Regions from separate parts of the Homo sapiens genome. Here region 2 is linked to region 1. A link is an interaction called in ENCODE POLR2A ChIA-PET data of the cell type or tissue named here. Cell type or tissue: GM12878. All regions are shown on one strand. Links, peaks and the distances in the headings refer to the core of each region. The heading gives the core; the rest is flanking DNA.

The links. ChIA-PET counts read pairs that join two places held together with the same protein. Peaks named below come from ENCODE experiments on the same cell type or tissue, not always from the same donor. Only the 100,000 strongest peaks of a DNase experiment are listed, where the experiment ranks them.
Region 2: POLR2A ChIA-PET joins it to region 1 with 5 read pairs; 2 of 35 experiments call an interaction of 5 or more read pairs at or near these places.

The regions. Positions count from the first base shown.
Region 1 is chr6:42,906,821-42,913,635 of GRCh38, reverse strand. No RefSeq gene overlaps it. Among named protein-coding and RNA genes, the nearest start is that of PTCRA, 5.8 kb to the left of the region's middle. In GM12878, for the core only: no CTCF peak of the experiment used is centred there; no DNase peak of the experiment used is centred there.
Region 2 is chr6:42,607,122-42,613,936 of GRCh38, reverse strand. It overlaps UBR2 (ubiquitin protein ligase E3 component n-recognin 2), which reads right to left. Exons shown (of 47, transcript NM_001363705.2): 8 at 1,646-1,766. Among named protein-coding and RNA genes, the nearest start is that of UBR2, 46 kb to the right of the region's middle. In GM12878, for the core only: no CTCF peak of the experiment used is centred there; a DNase peak (open chromatin) is centred at 3,259.

The sequences.
Region 1 (6,815 bases), core at 928-4,927:
AGCACTTTGGGAGGCCGAGGGGCGGGGGGTGGATCACGAGGTCAGGGGTTCAAGATCAGCCTGACTAACATGGTGAAACCCCGTCTGTACTAAAAAATACAAAAATTAGCCAGGCATGGTGGTGCGTGCCTGTAATCCCAGCTACTCAGGAGGCTGAGGCAGGAGAATCACTTGAACCCGTGAGGCAGAGGTTGCAGTGAGCCGAGATGGTGCCATTGCACTCCAGCCGGGGTGAAAGAGCGAGACTCTGGCTCAAAAAGAAAAAAAAAAAAGAGACAAGATCCTGTTATTTTACCTGGACTGGAGTGCAGTGTCTATTCACAGATGTGATTGTCAAACTCATGGCCTCAGACTACAGAGTAGCTGGGACTACAGGGGCATGCTTCCATACCTGGCCATCCTAACCATTTGTAAGCATACATTTCAGTGGCCATTCATACTGCTGTGCAACCATCACCATCATCCATCTCTAGAATTTATCTTGCAAAAATGAAACTCTGTACCGTGGCAACCACCATTCCCATTCTACTCTTTCTTTCTTTCTTTTTTTTTTTTTTTTTGAGATGGAGTCTCACTCTGTCGCCCAGGCTGGAGTGCAGTGGTGTGATCTCGGCTCACTGCAACCTCCACCTCCCAGGTTCAAGTGATTCTTGTGCCTCAGCCTCCCAAGTAGCAGGGATTATAGGCAACTGCCACCATGCCCGGCTAATTTTTGTATTTTTAGTAGAGACAGGGTTTCACCATGTTGGCCAGGCTGGTCTCAAACTCTGACCTCAAGTGATCTGCCCACCTCGGTCTCCCAAAGTGCTGGGATTACAGGCGTGAGCCACCGTGCCTGGCCACCAACATTCTACTTTCTATAAATGAATTTGACTACCTCATTCAAGTAGAATCATACAGTATTTGTTTTTTGTGACCGGTTCATTTCATTTAGCACATGTCAAGTTTCATCCATGTTGAACCACGTGTCAGAATTTTCTTCCTTTTTAAAGCTGAATAATATCTCATTGTATGTATAGAGCACATTCTGCTTATCCATTAATCTGTGGGTGGACACTGGGCTGCTTCCACATTTTAGCTATCACGAACATGACTTAATGATAGCTAAAGTGGTATTGACCTCAAAGGAAGAGGCTGAAGCACCAAATATCATTTAAAGAGTTTACTTGATGATGCCTGTAATCCCAGCACTTTGGGAGGCCGAGGAGGGAGGACTGCTTGAGGCCAGGAGTTCATAATGATATCCATTATGAACACAGATATCTCTTTGAGACTTTCCTTCTTTCTTTCTTTTTTTTTTTTTTTTTTTTTTGAGACGGAGTTTCGCTCTTGTTGCCCAGGCTAGAGTGCAATGGCACGATCTTGGCTCACCACAACCTCCGCCTCCCGGGTTCAAGAGATTCTCCTGCCTCAGCCTCCCAAGTAGCTGGGATTACAGTCACCGCCACCATGCCCAGCTAATTTCGTATTTTTAGTAGAGATGGGGTTTCTCCATGTTGGTCAGGCTGGTCTTGAACCCCCGACCTCAGGTGATCCGCCCGCCTCGGCCTCCCAAAGTGCTGGGATTACAGGCGTGAGGCACCGCGCCTGGCCTTGAAACTTCTTTAGTCTGGTGCCAGCCTCACTCGATTTCCGTCTGGATGGCTATTTTAATAATCCTGTGGATGGCGCTCTCCTGACGGTCCTGAGGGAACACTCTGCCTCCAGGGCTGCGCTCCCGGCCCTTGCTTTCCCAGGGCTGCCTGGAGGCCGCGGTCCCCGCGCGTTCCCAGGCACAGCCCGCGCCCAGGTGCGCGCCGTCGCGGTGGGTTCCCCCCCGGGAGGGGGAGGGAGCGGGGCAGGTGTCCCTAACGACTCTCCCACCCTCCAGCCCAGGGAGGAGCTGGCTCGGGCTCGGTTACCACATTACAGATGGGGAAAGAGCTCTCCTGCCTCTTTCAGATTGCAGGATCTTCCCAAGAACCGGAAGGAGGAAGACCCCCTCCACCCCCGCCCCCGAGCCAGCCGCCTCTATCTGCAGTAGCTGACCCTTCCGCCTGTCCGCTCCGGCTCCCGCGGGGCTCAGGCGTCCCTGGCCACCGCAGCCTGGAAGCGTTCCTTGCCTGCTCCTCACATTGGTCTCCTCTTGCTGAGATCCCCGAGTCTCCCTCGGACCCCATAGTCTTGCTGGCCCTGAAGACGCCTTGCCCTGGGCGGACGGCCTTTTAACTGGACTTGGGCGAACCTATCATTCGCTGGCCAGGACTCGTTCCCAGATATCTAATTTAATCCTCACAACCATCCCACCAGGTGTTACCGGCTAAGGAAACGGGCCCAGAAAAACTAAGTTGAAACGGCGAAGATACCCTAGCAGGCCAGTGGTGGAGCCAGCTGGAGGCGGCAGTTCAGCAGAGGGATGTGTTTACAGGGCTGTCTCTTCCAAAGCTCATTCACAAGGCTGCCGGGGCAGAGAAATGAAATAGGGGCGCCCATCTGCGTGCCTGGGGCATGGCAGGTGCTCACGCTAATTGATACCTCCCCTCCATTTTTTCTTATGTACCGGTGGAAAACCGAGGGCCCATGGAAAGCTGAGACGAGCCACGTAGGATGTGAAAAATAAAATTAAGAAAAAGTAGGCCGGGCGTGGTGGCTTACGCCTGTAATCCCAGCACTTTGGGAGGCCAAGGCGGGCGGATCACCTGAGGTTAGGAGTTCGAGACCAGCCTGGCCAACATGGAGAAACCCCGTCTCTACTAAAAATACAAAATTAGCCGAGTGTGGTGGCACGCGCCAGTAGTCCCAGCTACTTGGGAGGCTGAGGCAGGAGAATCGCTTGAACCCAGGAGGTGGAGGTTGCAGTGAGCCGAGATCACGCATTGCACTCCAGCCTGGGCAACAAGAGCGAAACTCTGTCTCAAAAAAAAAAAAAAAAAAAAAAAAAGTCCCCTTCAGGAATGCTGACAGGGGCACACCTATTTAATTTATCAAATGAAAAGCTACAGTGTTATTTATAACAAAAAAAATCACCTAAATGTTCAATGATAAGGAAATAGCTAAATAAAATATGGTGGATATGCACGATGAAATAGTATACAAGCCTAAAATGTTCATTCATTCTTTCATTCAGAACCATTTATTGGTCTCTGCCTTTTTTTTTTTTTTTTTTTTTTTTTTGAGACAGAGTCTCGGTCTGTCACCCAGGCTGGAGTGCAGTGGCACAATCTCGGCTCACTGCAACCTCCACCTCCCGGGTTCAAGCGATTCTCCTGCCTCAGGCTCCTGAGTAGCTGGGATTACAGGCGCCCACCACCACACCCGGCTAATTTTTGTATTTTTAGTAGAGACAGGGTTTCACCATGTTGGTCAGGCTGGTCTCGAACTCCTGACCACGTGATCCGCCCACCTCGACCTCCCAAAGTGCTGGGATTACAGGTGTTAGGCACCAGGCCCGACCTATTGGTCTCTGCTTTATGCCAGGAATTGGGGCTGGGGATAATCAGACAAAAAGAGATGCTCTCAGCAGTCAAGAGGGAAGAGACAGGTAGGGGACCTGGAGTGTTAACAGATACTGTGCCTAAGCAACACACTACACGCACGCACACACACACACACACACACACGCCCACACACCCAAGCATAAGTGCAGAGTTAGAGGGCGGGGTCCTGGGGGAGGGGCTCTTTCTTGTAGAGTGGGTGGGAATCAGAACAAGTGCTTTAGAAGTTTATACTTGGGGGCCGGGCGCGGTGGCTTACGTCTGTAATCCTAGCACTTTGGGAGGTGGGCTGATCACAAGGTCAGGAGATCGAGACCATCCTGGCTAAAACGGTGAAACGCCATTTCTACTAAAAATATAAAAAATTAGCCGGGCGTGGTGGCACACACCTACCCAGCTACTCAGGAGGCTGAGGCAGGAGAATCGCTTGACCCCACGAGGCGGAGGTTGCAGTAAGCCGAGCTCACACCACTGCACTCCAGCCTGGGCGACAGAACGAGACTCTGTCCCCCCCCAAAAAATTTATACTTGAGGCTTGACGCAGTGGCTAATGCCTGTAATCCCAGCACTTTGGACTTTGGGAGGTTAAGGTGGGAGGTGAGGCGGGTGCGGTGGCTCACACCTGTAATCCCAGCACTTTGGGAGGCCGAGGCGGGCGGATCACAAGGTCAGGAGATCGGGACCATGGTGAAACCCTGTCTCTACTAAAAATCCAAAAAAAATTAGCTGGGCACGGTGGCGGGCGCCTGTAGTCCCAGCTACTCAGGAGGCTGAGGCAGGAGAATGGCGTGAACCCGGGAGGCGAAGCTTGCAGTGAGCCGAGATCGCGCCACTGCACTCCAGCCTGGGCGACAGAGAGAGACTCCGTCTCAAAAAAAAAAAAAAAAAGGTGGGAGGTGAAGGATTGGTTGAACTCAAGACTTCCAGACCAGCTTGGGCAACATAGCAAGACCTCTCTCTACAAAAAAATTCTTCTAGTGGTTATAGACGTTAGATGTAATAGTGAGGAGGCCTCTGCCACCCCTCCCTCTTGGTGGTATATATGACTGTGGTTTTGATTTAAAAAATATACTGCATCGGCCGGTCATGGTGGCTCACACCTGTAATCCCAGCACTTTGGGAGGCCGAGGTGGGCAGATCACAAAGTCAGGAGTTCGAGACCAGCCTGGCCAATATGGTGAAACCCTGTCTCTACTAAAAATACAAAAAAAATATATAAATAATTAGCTGGGCGTGGTGGCGGGGTGCCTGTAGTCCCAGCTACTCGGGAGGCTGAGGCAGGAGAATCGCTTGAATCCGGGAGGCGGAGGTCACATTGAGCTGAGATAGCGCCACTGCACTCCAGCCTGGGCGACAGAGCAAGACTCCATCTCAAAAACAAAAAACAAAACACCCTGCATCCTGTAGGGTAGCACCCTACCCTGCCAGAGGTAGTGTCCCAGCTGTGCTCTAATAGAGGCCAATCTACCATTCTATCCAGCCAGCTGCTTCTGGTCCATGGGGTACATGGTAAGGCCAGTGAATTCATTGAGTGTGAGCTCATTTGTACATTTCCTTGGCTGTAACATGTATTGCCCTGGTTGGAGGCTATATTATGTTGAATGCCATGCTGATGGATATGGCATTCAGTAAGTCCATGAGTGGTGGTGCTGATGGAAGCACTGTAGGTAGAGACAGCAAATTCATACATGAAATATGTGCCTATCCTCATGAAGATAAAATACAGCCCCTTCGTGATGGGAGGACCCAGTCAAACCAATCTACAATGAGGTGAGAATGATGCCCAATCAGGGACTCAGCACTAGGCTGTGAGGAGGTCGACGCTCAGCACTGGCCACAGCCAGATCAGCCTCAGAGAGGAGAAGACTCTGTTACTGAGCCCAGACATAGCTTCCATCCCTGTCACCATGGCCACTTTATATCTTTGCACAAGCCCTGGGGGCAGCTGGGAAAGCAGCTGACCATCGTCCACAGGACTGTCATCTTGTCCACCTGGTGATGATTTAGTCCCTTTGCCTTGTTGTGGGCTATTATATCCACCTTGCCTTTGTTAAGTAAGCATCACCATTTGGCCTTTGTACCACCAAGATGCTATTATTCTCATTGAGATCAGGGAATCCAGTTCCACTGATCCATCCAGCACACCCCACTAGCTCTCTAGTCAAGACAGGACAGTCATCAGAGCAAGTCAAGGATGCTGGTGGCCCTCACGAACGCATTTCTTAATGCTTTCATAAAGGGAGTGTTTTCCAGACCCTCCTAAAATATGTGGCAGCAGTGGCTAAGAAGGTGCGCATCATAGATCCAGTCCAGCATTCCCGTCTCCCGGGGACTTCTGATTCCTTCTTCTACAGAATGCCAGGGAAGTTCTGGCATTTCATGCTTATTAACTGTAGGCTACTACTTAATCCAGACTTTAATTAGCCAATCTAGCCAACTATTAATTCTCCTCCCAGGTGCTCAGGCCAACACAGTAAATCCCAAATCCTGGATAAGGATCCACGGCAACGAGTTTGGACAAACCAAGGCTTCCATCCCCCCACCTTGGTCTAGCTCCCTCAGCACACACTCCCACACATGCTCCTGCAGCTTCTGCCAAGACAAGCTGGCCAGGCCTGTAACTCAGCCCGGCGTCCCCCTCTCAGCGTGACCTTGTGCTTCTCCATGGGCTGTGCTGGGACCTAACTCATGAAGGGCCTGGGGCCCAAGAGGGATGGGGGCAGGGAGGGTTCTGAGGCTGATGTTTTGGGAGGAGGGAGCAGTATTAGAGGAGCTTATCTCTACAGACATGAGAATTTCAAGGGAATTTGGGGTTTCAAAGTTCTCAGTCTTATTCATGTCTGCCTAAATGTCTCCATCTCATCTCAGGCTCCCAGACCTTTCCCAGCAATGCCCTTACTTTAGCATAAGAGACTTGGAGGGCTAAGCATTTACTTAGCACTGAATCTCGGCAACCTTTACAATGACATCCCGGTCCTGTCCTTAGTCACATGTGCCTGTGCCTGGAGGAGATGAGGGGCTCCTTCAAGTTGCCATCAAGGGATTCTTTTTTTGTTTTGTTTTTGAGAGGGATTCTCGCTTTGTCACCCAGGCTGGAGTGCAGTGGCGCCATCTCGGCTCACCTCAAACTCTGCCTACCAGGTTCAAGTGATTCTCCTGCCTCAGCCTCCCGAGTAGCTAGGATTAGAGGTGCCCGCCACCACGCCTGGATAATTTTGTGTTTTTAGTAGAGACAGAGTTTCACCATGCTGGCCAGGATGGTCTCGAACTCCTGACATCAGATGATCCACCTGCCTCAGCCTCCCAAAGTGCTGGGATTACAGGCGTGAGCCACCATGCCAC
Region 2 (6,815 bases), core at 1,042-5,041, 300 kb after region 1:
TCTCAAAGTGCTGGGATTACCAGCATGAGCCACTGCACCTGGCCCCATACTTCATAATTTAAATCACTGTTTTCATCTTTTTCAAGCATGCAAAATTAAAAAAAAAATGGAATAACTTTCAATTATAAAAGCTGTCAAACAGAAATCCTTTAAAAGGCTAAAGACCTATGTAAGTATTAAATAGCAATATATAAATTATTAATGATTAATATCTCAAAGAAAATTTTCAGCAGGACATTACTTCCATTATACTCTTCAGTAATACTGTAGCACAACACTTGGCATGCAGGTATCCAATGGAAAACACCAAAATAAAGAACATAGGACTAAGAAAAATAACTGTAAAGATATTTATTTTCTTTTAAAAAAAATTTTAGATAGAGATGGGGTCTCCCTATATTACCCAGGCTGGTCTATGAACTCCTGGGCTCGAGGGATCGTCCCACCACAGCCTCCCAGAGTGTTATGACTAGAGGAGTGGGCCACCGTGTCAGCCTGGAAAGATAACTTTTAAATTATCTTTTAAAGTAAACGCGTTCTCTTAATCTTCCACACCTTCATATTTTCAACTCTCAGTTCTGTGTAGTAATGCTCTTTTCTAAAAGCCCTTCAATACAAATGTATTCAAATTTTTCTTTACAGTAAACATCTGAATGTCACTTATCCACAGTGTTGCCTGAAGAATAGCATAACAGCTTATATCTATCCCTGTTTTACCCTTTAGTGTTACACACCAGGCTTGTATTTTTGGTTGCAGATGTGAGGATTCTTAATTCTTACCATTACATAAAGAGAAAAATGACCGAATTTCTAGACTCTGGAATTTTTTTTTTTTTGAAACAGAGTTTCACTCTTTTGCCCAGGCTGGAGCAAAGTGGCGTGATGTTGGCTCACTGCAACCTCTGCTTCCTGGGTTCAAGTGATTCTCCTGCCTCAGCCTCCTGAGTAGCTGGGATTACAGGAACATGCCACCACGCCTGGCTAATTTTTGTATTTTTAGTAGAGATGAGGTTTTGCCATGTTGGTCAGGCTGGTCTTGAACTCCTGACCTCAGGTTATCCACCCACCTTGGCCTCCCAAAGTGCTAGGATTACAGGCATGAGCCATGGCACCTGGCCAAAAATTTTTTAAAAACGCAAATTGGTAACTTCCAATTTACAAATTTTCAGTGTTGCAAATTATTGGTAACCAAAGTTGTTGGAGTCAAATCACATAAATCAACATTAGTGTTTTATCGTTTAAACAGCTAATCACTTAGGTTTTTATTTACAGCAGCATTTTTCCAGCTTACTCAGTAGAAGAGTTCTGCAAAATGCTCCACTAAAAAAAGTTTAAAAAAAAATTGTTTGTGAAATGTACATTGCATTGCATTAGCATATTAATGTCCTTTACAATTGTTTAAACCAATGTTTCCTGAATTTATTTGAATAGAGAATCCTTTGTGTGCATATAAAAAATATCCAGTATGACCAAATTTGTTAAACATAGGTTTTCTTCTATGCATAAAGATATTTTGAAATGGTATTTTAAAATGTAAAATTAAAGCAGGAAATTATTCCAGTTGATAGTTTTCCCAAAACAGTTTTGCAACAGCATATTGAGCTCATTTTTAATAGACAATTGGCATGAACTTTTATGAACCTACCTGAATATCCAATAATACTTCCCAGCCAAGACAAAAGTTTCAAACCAAAATTCTGATGTGCGACAATAGACGAATGCATAACTTGAACTTTGAGTGGCTTTGTCTGTCTACTGGTATTTCTCTTAAAAAGAAATGGCAAGATTTAAAAATTAACTTAAAAAGCTATTCTATTGGCAGAACAAAGTTATTATTTTTACTTAATATAACCACACTATCATCATCATAGGAGACTTTTTCATGGATGTAAGAAAAACACCATTCTCCTTGCCTTACTTGATTCAGATCCTAATTTTCTAGAGGAAATCTTAGGATTCATACAAAAAAATACGAAGGTTCAGCTAGTTTATGAGTAATCTGAATCTTTTTTTTTTTTTTTTCTTTTTTTGAGGTGGAGTCTCGCTCTGTCACCCAGGCTGGAGTGCAGTGGAGCAATCTCGGCTCACCGCAACCTCCACCTCTTGGGTCCAAGTGATTCTTCTGCCCTCAGCCTCCCAAGGAGCTGGGACTACAGACATGCGCCACGACGCCTGGCTAACTGTTGTATTTTTAGTAGAGACAGGGTTTCACTATGTTAGCCAGGCTGGTCTTGAACTCCTGACCTCAAGTGATCCACCTGCCTCAGTCTCCCAAAGCACTGGGATTACAGGTGTGAGCCACTGCGCCTGACCAGTAATCTGAATCTTTAGTCCTATATTTGAAAATCTGCTGTACCAATAATAAATGATTTAAATGTTTTAGCTTGCTTTATGTCTTTAATTTCTCAATATAATTATGTACTTATTTAAATAATTTATTGCATAGATGTGATGTTATCAACTTTTTTTTTTTTTTTGAGATGGAGTCTAGCTCTGTCACCAGGCTGGAGTGCAGTAGCACAATCTCTGCTCACTGTAACCTCTGCCTCCCAGTTTCAAGCAATTCTCCTGCCTCAGCTTCCCGAGTAGCTGGGACTACAGGCATGCGCCACCACGTTTGGCTAATTTTTGTATTTTTAGTAGAAACAGGGTTTCACCATGTTGGCCAGGATGGTCTCGATCTCTTGATCTCGTGATCCCCCCACCTCGGCCTCCCAAAGTGCTGGGATTACAGGCGTGAGCCACCGCGCCCAGCCCATGTTATCAACTTTTTTTTTTTTTTTTAAATCATGGCTGGGCACGGTAGCTCACACCTGTAATCCCAGCACTTTGGAAGGCTGAGGCAGGCGGATCACCTGAGGTCAGGAGTTCGAGACCAGCCTCACCAACATGGTGAAACCCCGTCTCTACTAAAAATACAAAAATTAGCCGAGCGTGGTGGAGCATGCCTGTAATCCCAGCTACTTAGGAGGCTGAGGCAGGAGAATCGCTTCAACCTGGGAGGTGAAGGTTGCGGTGAGCTGAGATCGCGCCATTGCACTCCAACCTGAGCAACAAGAGCAAAACTCCGTCTCAAAAAAAAAAAAAAGGTAAAATACATATAAAACTTTCATCTTAGCCATTTTTACGTGTACAGTTCAGTATTGTTAAGTACATTCATACTGTTGTGAAACTAGTCCCCAGAATTCTGTATCTTGCAAAAGTGAAACTCGCCATAATACCTAATAAAGAGCAAGTCCCTGCTACTTTCTTCCCCTAGCACCTAGCAACCACCATCTGTCTCTTTCTGTTTCTATGGATATGACAATGCTAGGTAGGTCATATAAGTAGAATCATATGCTATTTATCTTTTTGTTACCGGCTTATTTCACTTAGCATAATGTTCTCAAGATCCATTCATGTTGTAGCATGTATCAGAACTTCCTTCCTTTTTAAGACTGAGTAATGTACCATTGCATGTATATACCACATTTTGTTTCTCCATTCCTTCATTAGCAGACACTTGGGTTGCTGCTACCTTTTGGCTATTGTGAATTATGATGCTTGAACGGGGGTGTAAAATATCTCTTTGAAACCTGTTTTCAATTATTTTGCATATATACCTAGAAGCAAAATTGCTGGATCACATGGTAATTCTATTTTTAATGTTTTGAGGAATTGCTGGACTGTTTCCCACAGTGGCTATACCATTTTACCTTCCTACCAGTAGTGCACAAAGGTTTTAATTTCTCCATATCCTTGCCAACACTTTTTTTCCCTTAGAGACGGAGTCTTGCTATGTTGCCCAGAGGCTATTCACAGGTACCATGATCACATACTACAGCCTTGAACTCCTGGGCTCAAGCAATCCTCCTGCCTCAGCCTCCAGAGTAGCTGAGACTATAGGTGCATGCCTATCCATTTTTATTTATATATTTATTTATTTTTTTGACAGAAGCCATCCTAATAGGTGTGAGGTGGTATCTTAACTGCTTGTGTATCTGCTCCAGAGAAATGTCTATTCAAATCTATCAACATCTTTTTTTTTCTTTTTTTTTTTTTGTAACAGGGTTTCACTCTGTTGCCCAGGCTGGAATGCAATGGTGTTGATAACAGCTCACTGCAGCCTCAACCTCCCGGGCTCAAGCAATCCTCTTACCTTAGCTTCCCAAATAGTTGGGACTGCAGGTGTGTGCCACCACGCCTGGCTAATTTTTGTTATTATTTTTTTTTTTTGTAGGAATGGGATTTTGCCATGTTGCTTAGGCTGGTCTCAAACTCTTGGGTTTAAGCAATCTGCCTGCCTTGGCCTCCCAAAATGCTGGGATTACAGGAGTGAGCCGATGTGCTTGGCCAACACTTTTTAAGAATGTATTTACTCCTTTTTATTTTTTTTTGGATCCTCCTTTTACTCTCTGCTCCATCCTTTCTCTATAACATATATTAACATAGTAAGTTTTTGTATATGGTCTCCATTTACACATATTTACACACACATTTCTAAAGATCTGTTAGTTTGACTTATGAAAATCAAATACTACACATGCTTTTGTGCATCTTAGCTTTCATTGATTTTTTTTCTGTTAATGACTGCATAATATTCTGTGGTGTGGACTTATTAAAACATCCTTCAGAGAAGGGCATTCATCGTCTCTGTCTCCAGTCCTCTGTGACTACAAAAAAAGCAGTACTGTACTGAACACACTGTATACACACTTACTGGTACTTGTATTTCTATGAGATAAATTCCTAGGTGAGGTAAAGCTTTAACACGTTACTAGACTGTTTTCCCTAAATGCTGTAGCAATTTATTGTTAAGCATGTATTCCCAGTCTTTGCATCTCTTCAAGATATTTTATCACTCTAACTTCATGTATATTGACCAGCTAGATTTTCTGTTATGATCTGTCTTTTCATATCCTTTGTCCATTTTCTATTTTATTGTTTGTTCCCTACTTGATAATCTGTAAGTACAGTTTCTGATACATTATTAAATTGAATATGTTGAGACATTAAGGAAGAATTTCTTAAACAAGTCATAAAACATACAAATTATAAAGAAAAATATATCTTTTGCTACATTAAAATTTAAAGTTTTTGCTCAATGAAAGGCACCACAACAAACTTAAATGAATAAGAAAAAGACAATCCAACAGAAAAAATAAGAATATGCATAGGAAATTTGCCAAAAAGAAAACTTAAATGACCAATAGAACAAATATAAAATAAGATACTTAAAAATCAAGGAAAATGCAAATTTAACTGATGAACTACCATTTCACACACATCAGATTGGCAAGTTTTTTTTGTTTTTTGTTTTTTCTTCTTAACACAAGATCTTGTTCTGTCACCCAGGCTAGAGTGTACTCGTGTAATCAAAGCTCACTATACCCTTGGACTCCTGGGCTCAGGCAATCCTTCTACCTCAGCCTCCTGAGTAGCTAGGACTACATGTGTGCACCATCATTCCTGGCTAATTTTTTAAATTTTTTTTTGTAGAGTCGGGGTCTTGCTCTGTTGCCCAGGCTGGTCCCAAACTCTTGGCCTCAAGCGATCCTCTTGCCTCTGCTTTCCAAAATGCTAGGATTACAGGATTACAGATGTGAGCCCCAGTGTCTGGCCCAGATTGGCAAAATTTAAAAATTTGACAATATATAGTTTTAACAAAGATGTGGAGAAACAGGCCCTCTTATATACTGCTGGTGGGAAAGTATATTAGTACCACAGTTTTGGAGATGAACTAGGCAAAATCTAGTAAAGCTGAGAATGTCCATACCCTAAAAACTCAGAAATTCCATTTCTTGGTATATACCGTAGGGAAACTTTTGTATCTATGTAAAAAGGAGACAAAATAATGCCCATAACGGGAGTATTTGTCACAGCAAAAAACTGAAAACATCCTAATTGTCTATCAACAGGAGAATAAATAAATTGTGGTTTAATCATCATGAAATACTATACAATGTTTAAAACATGAATGAACTACAGCAACACTTATCAACACAGATAAACCTAAAAACAACACTGAAATGAAAAGGCAAGCTGCAGTGTAATACATTCAATATGTATCTTGTTACATAATGTTTAAAGACCCCTATATAATGTTGATGGATATTTAATATATGAAATATAAAGGAACGCACAAGAATGAAAAAAGTAAATTAAGCAAAGTAATTATTGCTAGGGAAGGAGAAAGGATAATGGGGGAAACCCCTTCTCTACTAAAAAAAAAAAAAAAAAAAAAACAGCTGGGAGTGGTGGGACATGCCTGTCCTCCCAGCTGGGAGTGGTGGGACATGCCTGTCCTCCCAGCTACTCAAGAGGCTGAGGCACAAGAACTGCTTGAACCCAGGAGGCAGAGGTTGCAGTGAGTGGAGATCATGCCACTAAACCCCAGCCTGGGTGACAGAGTAAGACTCTGTCTCAAACAACAACAACAAAATGATAATAATACAGGGGCCTCCATATTATTTTATATATTTAAAAGAAATTTGAGGTGTGGTGGCTCACACCTGTAATCCCAACACTTTGGGAGTCTGAGGTGGGTGGATCACTTGAGCCCAGGAGTTTGAGACCAGCCTGGATAACATGGTGAAACCCCATCTCTACTAGAAATACAAAAATTAGCTGGGCGTGGCTGTGTGCACTTGTAATCCCAGTTACTTGGAAGGCTGAGGCTGAATCACTTGAACCCAGGAGGCAGAGGAAGTTGCAGTGAGCCGAGATTGCACCACTGCACTCCAGCCTGGGCAACAGAGACTATTCGGAAAAAAAAAAAAAAGATAAAATTATTTTTTAAAAAGAATATTTACATAAAATTCAGTTACATGGAATGG